2 separate regions of the Homo sapiens genome follow, and region 1 is linked to region 2. A link is a loop called in an ENCODE intact Hi-C map of the cell type or tissue named here. Cell type or tissue: IMR-90. All regions are shown on one strand. Each heading gives the region's core, and the rest is flanking DNA. Links, peaks and the distances in the headings are about the cores only.

Region 1 (5,211 bases), core at 212-5,211, 90 kb after region 2:
ATCAATGTTATGGGTTAAATTGTGTCCTCCAAAAATATGTGTTTGAATTCTAGCCCCCAGAATATGCAAATGTGATCTTATTTGGAAGTAGGGTCTTTGTAGATACAACCAAGTGAAGATGAGGTCATAGTGGAGTGGAGTGGGCCTTAATCCAGTTACTGATGTCCTTATAAGAAGAAAGAGGCCGTGCACAGTGGCTCACACCTGTAATCCCAGCACTTTGGGAGGCCAAGGTGGGCGGATCACAACGTTAGGAGATCAAGACCATCCTGGCTAACATGGCGAAACCCCATCTCTACTAAAAATACAAAAAATTAGCTGGGCACGGTGGCGGGCGCCTGTAGTCCCAGCTACTCGGGAGTCTTAGGCAGGAGAATGGCGTGAACCTGGGAGGTAGAGCTTGCAGTGAGCCGAGATCCCGCCACTGTACTCCAGCCTGGGTGACAGAGCAAGACTCCGTCTCAACAACAACAAAAAAAGAAATGTGGACACAGACACACAGTGGAGAATGCTGTGTGAAGATGGAAACAGAGAACGGAGTGATGCGTCTACAAGCCGTGGAATGCCAAGAATTGTTAGCAAACGCCAAATCTAGGAGAGGGGCATGGAACAATTTCTCCCTCTGAACCTCTCCAAGGAACCAACCTAGCTGACACCTAGATTACAGATATCTATATAACTGTGAGAAACCTAAATTTCTGTTGTTTTAAGCCGCCTGGTTGGTAGTAAATTTTTTTTTTACAGCAGCGCCCTAGAAAACTAATATGCCAATATTGGTTTCATTCATCTTGTGTCTTGATTTCCTATTCTCTACTTCATTTATTTCCACTCTAATATTTTTTTTTTTTTTTTTCAGATGGAGTCTCACTCTGTGGCCCAGGCTGGAGTGCAGCGGCGTGAACTCAGCTCACTGCAACCTCTACCTCCCAGGTTCAAGCGATTCTCGTGCCTCAGCCTCCTGAGTAGCTGGGATTATAGGGGCATGCCAGAACCCCCAGCTAATTTTTGTATTTTTAGTAGAGATGGAGTTTCACCATGTTGTCCAGTCTGGTCTTGAACTCCTGACCTCGAGTGATCCACCCACCTCAGCCTCCCAAAGTGCTGGGATTACAGGCATGAGCCACTGCACCCAGCCTCTGAGCACTGTTTTTAATACATTTTACAAATTTTAGTATATTTTTAAGCATCTGGAAGTATTTTATAATTGCTTTTTTTATGTGTGTGTGGAGACAGTGTCTCACTATGTTGCCCAGGCTGGTCTCAAACTCCTGGGCTCAAACAATCCTCCCACCTTGGCCTCCGAAAGTGCTGGTAAAAGGTGTGAGCCACCGCGCCCAGCTCTATTTTCTAATTCCCTTGGTGATTTCTCCTTGGATCCATTGGATATTGAGAAGTGTGTTGTTTAATTTCCACATTTTTTTTCTGTTATTGAATTCTAATTTCATTTCACTGTAATAGGGAGAACATACTTGGCATGATTTTCTTTTTCTCTTTTTTTTTTTGAGACGGAGTCTCGCTCTGTCACCCAGGCTGGAGTGCAGTGGCGCCATCTCGGCTCACTGCAACCTCTGCCTCCCGGGTTCATGCCATTCTCCTGCCCCAGCCTCCCAAGTAGCTGGGACTACAGGTGCCCGCCACCAAGCCCGGCTAATTTTTTGTATTTTTAGTAGAGACAGGGTTTCACCATGTTAGCCAGGATGGTCTTGATCTCCTGATCTTGTGATCCACCCGCCTCAGCCTCCCAAAGTGCTGGGATTACAGGGATGAACCTCCGCGCCCGGCCAATTTTCTTTTTCTTTTTGAGGCAAGGTCTCACTTTGTCGTCCAGGCTGGAGTGCAGTGGTGGGGATCTCGGCTCACTGCAACCTCTGCCTCCCAGGCTCAAGAGATTCTCCCACCTCAGCCTCCCTAGTAGCTGGGACTACAGCCATGTGCCACCACAGCTGGCTAACTGTTTGCTTTTTTTTTTCTTTTTTTTTTGAGACGCAGTCTCGCTCTGTTGCCCAGGCTGGAGTGCAGTGGCGTGATCTTGGCTCACTGCAACCTCCGCCTCCCTGGTTCAAGCAATTCTTCTGCCTCAGCCTGCCGAGTAGCTGGGACTACAGGCACGTACCACCACACCCGGCTAATTTTTGTGTTTTTAGTAGAGACGGGGTTTCACTATGTTGGCCAGGCTGGTCTCCAACTCCTGACCTCATGATCCGCCTGCCTCGGCCTTCCAAAGTGCTGGGATTACAGGAATGAGCCACCGCGTCCGGCCAACTGTTTGTATTTTTAGCAGAGACAGGGTTTTGCCATGTTGCCCAGGCTGCTGTCAAACTCCTGGGCCCAAGCAATCTTCCCATCTTGGCCTCCCAAAGTGCTGGGATTATAGGCACGAGCCACATCATTTCAATCCTCTTACATTTATTGAGATTCACTTTATGGCCTAATGTGTGTTCTGTTTATCCTGGAGAATGTTCCACGTATACTGGAGAAGACTATATAGTCTGCTGTTGTTGAATGTTCTATCTGTGCCTGTCAGGTTTAGTTGGTTGATAGCGTTGTTCCAGTCTTCCATAACCATGCTGATTTTCTGTCTAGCTGTCCTATCCATTATTGCAAGTGGAAGTACACACACTAGTGGAATTACCCACAGTAGTGGAATTACTAGGTCATATGGTAATTCTATGTCTTAGCTTTTTGAGGAACTGCCAAACTGTCTTCTGTAGCAGCTGCATCATTTTACGTTTCCATCAGCAGTGCAAAAGGATTCCAGTCTTGCCACATCCTTGCCGGCGCTTGTTATTTTCTGTTTTTTTAAAAATATGTCATAGCTATCCTAATAAGGTGTGAAGTGGTATCTCATTGTCTTTTCAGTTTGAATCTCCTTAATGATTAGTGATGTTGAGCATCTTTTTATGTGCTTATTGGCACTTGTCTATTTTCTTTGGAGAAATATCTATTCAAGTTCTTTGCCCAATTTTCTTTCTTTATTTCTTTCTTTCTTTTTTTTGAGACGGAGTTTCGCTCCTGTTGCCCAGGCTGGAGTGCAGTGGCATGATCTCAGCTTACTGCAACCTCCACCTCTAGGGTTCAAGCGATTCTCCTATCTTAGCTTCCCAAGTAGCTGGGATTACAGGCTTGGGCCACCACGCCCGGCTATTTTTGTATTTTTAGTAGAGACGGGGTCGGCTATTTTTGTATTTTAGTAGAGACAGGGTTTCACCGCGTTGGCCAGGCTGGTCTCAAACTCGTGACCTCAAGCGATCCATCCGCCTTGGCCTCCCTAAGTGCTGGGATTACAGGCGTGAGCCACCGTACCCAGCACCAGTTTTCAGTTGGTTTGTTTGTTGTTGAGTTGTAGGAATTCTTTATATATTTTGGATTTGATTTGTAAATATTCCCTCCCTTTCTGTGGGTTGTCTTTTTACTCTCTTGATAGTTTCTTTTGATGCACAAAGGTTGAAAATTTGGTGGTCGGGCACAGTGTCTTACACCTGTAATCCCAGCACTTTGGGAGGCCAAGGCAGGAGGACTGCTTGAGCCCAGGAGTTTGAGACCAGCCTGGGCAAAATAGTGAGACCTTGTCTCTATTTAAAAAAAAAAAATTTTTTTTAAGTTTTAAATTTTGATGAAGTTCAACTTCTCTATTTTTTCTTTTATTGCCTTTTTATGGCTTTTGGTGACACATCCAAGAAATCATTGCCAAAGCCAATGTGTTTTCTTCTAAGAGTCTTATAAGTTTTACCTCTTATATTTAGGTCTTTGACTCATTTGGAGTTAATTTCTGTATATGGTGTGAGGGAAGGGTCAAATGGCATTTTTTTTTTTTTTTTTTTGCATATGGATATCCCACTTTTCTCAGCACCGTTTGTTGAAAATGTTGCCTTTTCCCCATTGAATGGTCTAGGTCCTCATGTCAAAAAGCAATTGACTTTAAATATGAGGGTTTATTTCTGTGTTCTTTCTTCTATTCCATTGGTCCACATTTCTGTCCTTGCACCAGTTCTGCACCATTTTGTCACCTTGAATCACTTTGAATAGACTCACTGCTCTTTATTTTTTTTTTTTTAGACAGAGTCTCGCCCTGTCACCCAGGCTGGAGTGCATTGGCACTATCTCAGCTCACTGTAACCTCTGACTCCCAGGTTCAAGCCATTCTGCTGCCTCAGCCTCCCAAGTAGCTGGGATCCAGGTGCATACCACCTCACCCAGCTAATTTTTGTATTTTTAATAGTAACGGGGTTTCACCATGTTGGCCAGGCTGGTCTCGAACTCCTGGCCTCTCGTGATCCGCCTGCCTCGGCCTCCCAAAGTGCTGGGATTACAGGTGTGAGCCACCACACTTGGCCTAAATAGATTAATTCTCAATTATCCTGCTTCTCTGCCCCCATGCCTTCCCTGCCCTCTCAGCTTCCCTCAATCTGTCCTCTCCAAAATGCAATGGTACCTTTCCTACCCCTACTCCAATGCCAATCTTCTTCTCCCTCTAGCTTCCCCCAAACTCAAGGGCACGACTATTCATGTAGGAGTGCTCCTTGATTTCTTTCTTTTTTTTTTTTTTTTTTGAGACAGTGTCTTACTCTGTCACCCAGGCTGGAGTGCAGTGGCACAATCAGGGCTCACTGCAGCCTCGACCTCCCGAGCTCAAGCAATCCTCCCACCTCACTCTCCCAAGTAGCTGGGACTACAGGTTCATGCCACAATGCCCTGCTAATTTTTGTACTTTTTGTAGAGATGAGGTCTTCTATGTTTCCCAGGCTGGTCTCAAACTCCTGAGCTCAAGTGATCCACCCACTTCGGCCTCCCAAAGTGCTGGGATTACAGGCATGAGCCATCGCACTCGGCCTGATTTCTCTCTTTCTCTTACCCCCATACCCACTCCATCAGCCACCTCATAGGCTCCACTTCCAGGTATATTTGAAATCCACCTGCTTCTCCCCTCCTCAGCTGCTACTCCCCTCATTCAACCATGGTCATCTCTTTCCAGGATTCCTGCACCACCTACAGAAAATGGTGAGATGAGCCAGACAGGTAGCTCATGCCTGTAATCCCAGCACTTTAGGAGGCTGAGGTGGGTGGATCACTGGAGGTCAGGAGTTCGAGACCAGCCTGGCCAACATGGTGAAACCCTGTCTCTATTAAAAATACAAAAAACTCGCCGGGCATGCTGGTGGGCACCTGTAGTCCCAGCTACTGGGAGGCTGAGGCAGGAGAATTGTTTGAACC
Region 2 (5,489 bases), core at 328-5,327:
AAGCTATATAGACAACGCACCCGCAGTTTGGTAGGTAGATAATATTCACATTAACTAATTAGTGTCTTGCTTTCTTAAGAGAAAGCGCTGCCAAACACGGAGCTACTACATTTACACGGCACTGACAGGCTGTGAGGTGTTGCACAGAACTTACTTTTCCAAATAAACTAAACTTTTTTCTCTAAATAATGTTAAAAAATTCACCAAGCATTTTACCAAAGTGTATTAAAATTACCCTTGCTTTTTTTTGCACAAACAAACAAAAACCCACGGCAGAATTCCGTATCGGGGTCTGCCCGGGGGTTGGGGACCTCCCAGGCAACCAGCCATCCATATTGAATCAATTTTCTTTCCTTAAAGAAAACTCGGGTTTTATGGACAAAAAATGTTATGAACAAGTCAACTCTATGAACAACCTTTATTAAAGTAACTCTGGGAGGAAACACCCTCTCCTCCCCAGCGGGTCCATGTAGCCTTCAGAAAAGATTCCGCAGGCTCCCCAGAGGGCTGCAGAGCCAAGAGCGGGGTCCAAGCGTCCTCGGATGAAAATTCAGCTGAGTCACAATTGTTTCGGAGTTTTCAGTAAAGAAATGTATTTTTGCACCCATTTTTTCCTTGGATGGGTACAGACTTTCTTGCCTCTTTTGGTAGTGAATCTGTGAAAAAGAGACACGGATAAGTCAATATTGAGACTCTTTGCCTCCTGGGGTGGGATAGAAAGGGAAGGAGGGGCAGCTCTCTCACTAGTCTTCTGGCCTTGCCACAAACTTGTTGCTCTCTGTCCCTGTCCCCTCTTCTCCTGGGCCTTGTCTCCCTCCTCTTTCCTATCTTGATTTCCACTGGAAACTATGCCTCCAGACCCACCTCTACCAGGTACCATTTACCGTTTTCCACCAGTTCTAGCCTGCAGCATGTAACCTGCACCAGGACACTTAATTTTTTTTTTTTTTTTTTGAGACGAACTCTCACTCTGTTGCCCACATTGGAGTGCAATGGCATGATCTCAGCTCATTGCAACCTCCATTTCCCAGGTTCAAGTGATGCTCCTGCCTCAGACTCCCAAGTAGCTGGGATTATAGGCACGCATCAGCACACCCAGCGAATTTCTGTGTTTTTAATAGAGACAAGGTTTTGCCATGTTGGCCAGGGTGGTCTCGAACTCCTGACCTCAGGTGATCCGCCTGTGTTGGCCTCCCAAAGTGCTGGGATAACAGGTGTGAGCCACCACGCCTAGCCTTTATTTTGTTTTATTTTTTATTTTTTTTGAGACGGAGTTTCACTCTTGTTGCCCAGGCTGGAGTGCAATGGCGCGATCTCGGCTCACCACAACCTCTGCCTCCCAGGTTCAAGTGATTCTTCCGCCTCAGCCTCCCAAGTAGCTGGGATTACAGGCATGCGCCACCACGTCCAGCTAATTTTGTATTTTTAGTAGAGACAGGGTTTCTCCACGTTGGTCAGGCTGGTCTCGAACTCCCAACCTCAGGAGATCTGCCCACCTCAGCCTCCCAAAGTGCTGGGATTACAGGCGTGAGCCACCACGCCCGGCCTATTTTATTTTTTTTGAAACAGTTTCTCTCTTGTCACCCAGGCTGGAGTGCAGTGGCGCGATCTCTACTCCTGCAAACTCCGCCTCCCGGGTTCAAGCGATTCTCCTGCCTCAGCCTCCGGAGTAACTGGGCTTACAGGCCTGCGCCACCTCACCTGGCTGATTCTTTCATTGTAATAGAACAGCTTTGTTGGGATATAATTCACACGGCACATACAGTTGACTCTTGAACAACACGGATTTGAACTCTGTGGGCCCACTCATAGGCAGCCTTTTGCCAACCAAAGGAGGATAGAAAATACAAAACTCGGTGATGCAAAAGCTGCATAAATTCAGGGGAAATTGTATGCCAAAATCCTGGCACCAATCCCCTGTGGTTACTGGGGGATAACTGTAATTCACTCTTTTTTTTCTCTTTTGTTAGGGATGAAGTCTCTCTGTGTTACCCAGGCTGGAGTGCAGTGGTGCGATCATACCTCACTGCAGCCTTGAACTCCTGGGCTCAAGCGATCGTCTAAACCTCCCCACCATGTACAACTCCACCAATTTAAAGGCTATAATTATAATTCAATGGTTTTTAGTATAGTCATAGATTATGCAACCATCACCACAATCAATTTTAGGATATTTTCATCACCCCAGAAAGGAACCCTGCACTCAACATGTCATTTAATTGTTAGCCACATTTTCAAGGTTATTCATCATAGCTGATGATTCCTGAGCTCTTACTTCACTGTGAGTTTATTAAAAGTGGGGATTGGCTGGGTCCAGTGACTCACACTTGTAATCCCAGCATTTTGGGAGGCTGAGGCGGGCAAATCACATGAGCTCAGAAGTTTAAGACCAGCCTGGCCAACCATGGTGAAATTCTACTAATAACACAAAAATTAGCTGAGCATGGTGGCATGTGCCTGTAATTCCAGCTACTTGGGAGGCTGAGGCAGGAAAATTGCTTGAACCCGGGAGGGGGAGGTTGCAGTGAGCCAAGATCGTGCCATTGCACTCTAGCCTGGGCAACAAGAAAGAAACTCCGTCTCAAAAAGAGAAAAAAAAAGTCAGGTTCTACCTGAAGCTCAGAGTCACACTTGTTAGTGTGCAGAGGTGGGGTTTCCAGGTTCCCATCCCAAGGCTCATCCTGGGGGTCTGCCCAGCACCCATCCTGTTGCATGACTGATGGGGCCCCAGAAAGTACGTCCGAGAAATACTCACATCACAGCCCGCTGGGAGCAGCTGTTACTGGTGAATTCATAGCTTCGCACCCAGGTCCAGGGAAGGGGCTTGTGGCTGTATTGGAAGCAGCAGGTCTTGGATATGTCACTCCCACCTAAAAATCAGGGAGAGGAAGGGTTTGGAGATACTCATTTCCATCCACTCCCAGGCGGTCCGGGAAGGAACCCCAGGAGGGGAATGGGCCAGCTACGTACGTGTGGCAGTTCCAAGGTGGAGACTCAGGAGGGAGGCCAGGAGCACAGCAGAGGCCAAGGAGAGGCCCATCATGATGCTGCAAATCAGGCCCTTCTCAGGTTTCTCCCAAACTCCTCCTGCCTGATCCCCTTTTATGAGACTGAGACGGCCCTGAAAACAATTCCAGAGAATTCTGTGGTTGGGAACAGAAGCAGCACTTTTGACCCAACAAAGGAAAAGTAAACTAATACTCATAGGAATGAAATTAGACAGTGAAGAAAGATAATCTGGCACTGGGCGTGGTGGCTCATGCCTGTGATCACAGCACTCTGGGAGACCGAGGTGGGCGGATCCCTTGAGGTCAGGAGTTCAAGATCAGCCTGGCCAACATGGAGAAACCCTGTCTCTACTAAAAACACAAAAATTGGCCGGGCATGGTGGCAGGCAACTGTAATCCCAGCTACTCCTGAGGGTGAGGCAGGAGAATCACTTGAACCTGGGAGGTGGAGGTTGCAGTGAGCTGAGATGGCACCACTGCACTGCAGCCTGGGCGACAGAGTGAGACTCTGCCAAAAAAAAAAAAAACAAACAAACAAACAACAAAAAAAAACAAGTGACAGATGGTAGAGATCCCTTTATTGAATTCCATCAACAGGGACAAAAAAAGAAGAGAATTTGGGAGAAGAGCAGGGGCAGGCAGGCCCCAGGGAGTCTGGTTCCCAGTGCTGTTGGCTGAGTCAACACTTTCTTGTTTAAAAAGAAAAAGCAGAGGAAATTAAGTAATATTCCAGTGAACTGAACTAAGTTACTTTATAGCACAATTGGTTGTTGAAGATAGGTTTCTGGCTCTTGGGCAAAGTTTTGTTTCCTTTCTAAGCATTGCTTATCTCTGTGTGGAGCTCTGGATGGTCTCAAGATGTGATCATAGAGTAGCCCAACCTCGACAATGGATATTTAAAAACAGGGTCCAGGCAGGTGCCAGCCCATCTTCTTGGGGCCACACCTGTAGGGCCAGGGCTGGCTGGGGGCATTTGAGAGATCTAACAGATCCCAAACCTGACAGATCATCACAATCACCCGAGGCTTAAAACAAAACAAAACAAACAAACAACAACAAATAATATATATATATAGTGAGAGAGAGGGCCTGGTCAACATGGTGAAACCCCGTCCCCACTAGAAATAAAAAAATTAGCCAGGCACGGTGGCGGGCACCTGTAATCCCAGCTACTAGGGAGGCTGAGGCAGGAGAATCGCTTGAATGCAGGAGGCAGAGGTTACAGTGAGCCGAGATCCCGCCATTGCACTCCAGCCTGGGCGACAGACCAAGACTGTCTCAAAAAAGAAAAAAAAATAGAGATGAGGTCTCTCTATGTGGCCCAGGTTGGTCTTAAACTCTTGGCTCAAGTGACTGTCTCACCTTGGCCTTCAAAAATGTTGGGATTACAGTGAGCCACCACGTCTGGCCATACCTGGTCAATTATTATTATTATTTTGTGTGTGTGTGTGGGGCCAGTCACAGTGGCTCACGCCTGTAATCCCAGCACTTTGGAAGGCAGAGGCAGGGGGATCGTCTGAGGTCAGGAGGTTGAGATCAGCCTGGCGAACATGGTGAAACCCCGTCTCTACTAAAAATACAAAAATTAGCCGGGCTAATTTTGTGGTGGCTCATGCTTGTAATCCGAGCAACTTGGGAGGCTGAGGCAGGAGAGTCACTTGAACCTGGGGGGCAGAGGTTGCAGTGAGCCAAGATCGTGCCATTGCACTCCAGCCTAAGAAAAAAGAGCAAAACTCTGTCACAAAAAAAAAGAAATTTGTAGAGCCCAAAGGTTGCCAGGCTGGTCTCAAACTCCTGGCTTCAAGGCGATCTGCTTACTCCAGCCTCCCAAAGCACTGGGATTATAGGGGAGAGCCACCACACCTGGCTTCAGCCAAATTTTTAAAAGAACTTAACAGAAGTTTGTGATAGTCAGAGCTGTTGTAGGTGGGAAGAGGATAGATGGTGAGTTGCCTGTCACTCAAACCAGGCACAACAGTCTGGATGATCATGAGAGGGTGGTTTGTTTTTGTTTTTGTTTTTATTGAGATGGAGTTTTGCTCCTGTTGCATACGCTGGAGTGCTATGGCACAATCTCGGCTCACTGCAACCTCTGCCTCCCAGGCTCAAGCAATTCTCGTGACTCAGCCTCCCAAGTAGCTGGGATTACAGGCATGCGCCATCACGCCCGGCTAATTTTGTATTTTTAGTAGAGATGGTGTTTCACCATGTTGGTCAGTCTTGTCTCGAACTCCTGACCTCAAGTGATCCACCTGCCTCAGCCTCCCAAAGTGCTGGGATTACAGGCATAAACCGCCATGCCCAGCTGTTTGTTTGTTTTTTTGAGACAGAGTCTTGCTCTGTCATCCAGGCTGGAGTACAGTGGCACAATCTTAGCTCACTGCAGCCTCCACCTCCTGGGTTCGAATGATTCTTCTGCCTCAGCCTCTGAGTAGCTAGGATTACAGGCATGCACCACCATGCCCGGGTAATTTTTGTATT

The links. Hi-C counts contacts between places; a loop is a spot of excess contacts. Peaks named below come from ENCODE experiments on the same cell type or tissue, not always from the same donor. Only the 100,000 strongest peaks of a DNase experiment are listed, where the experiment ranks them.
Region 1: a loop joins it to region 2, with 12 times the contacts of the local background. A loop is called at or near these places in 2 of 110 quality-filtered maps.

What each region holds. Positions count from the first base shown.
Region 1 is chr7:75,859,121-75,864,331 of GRCh38, forward strand. No RefSeq gene overlaps it. Among named protein-coding and RNA genes, the nearest start is that of RHBDD2, 17 kb to the right of the region's middle. In IMR-90, for the core only: no CTCF peak of the experiment used is centred there; a DNase peak (open chromatin) is centred at 2,691; H3K27me3 peaks cover 149 bases.
Region 2 is chr7:75,769,134-75,774,622 of GRCh38, forward strand. CCL26 (C-C motif chemokine ligand 26) reads right to left here and starts at 3,078. Exons shown (of 3, transcript NM_001371938.1): 1 at 2,971-3,078; 2 at 2,756-2,870; 3 at 405-656. The coding sequence starts at 3,043. The coding sequence ends at 560. RefSeq lists a silencer at 3,598-3,892. In IMR-90, for the core only: no CTCF peak of the experiment used is centred there; DNase peaks (open chromatin) are centred at 2,318 and 3,118.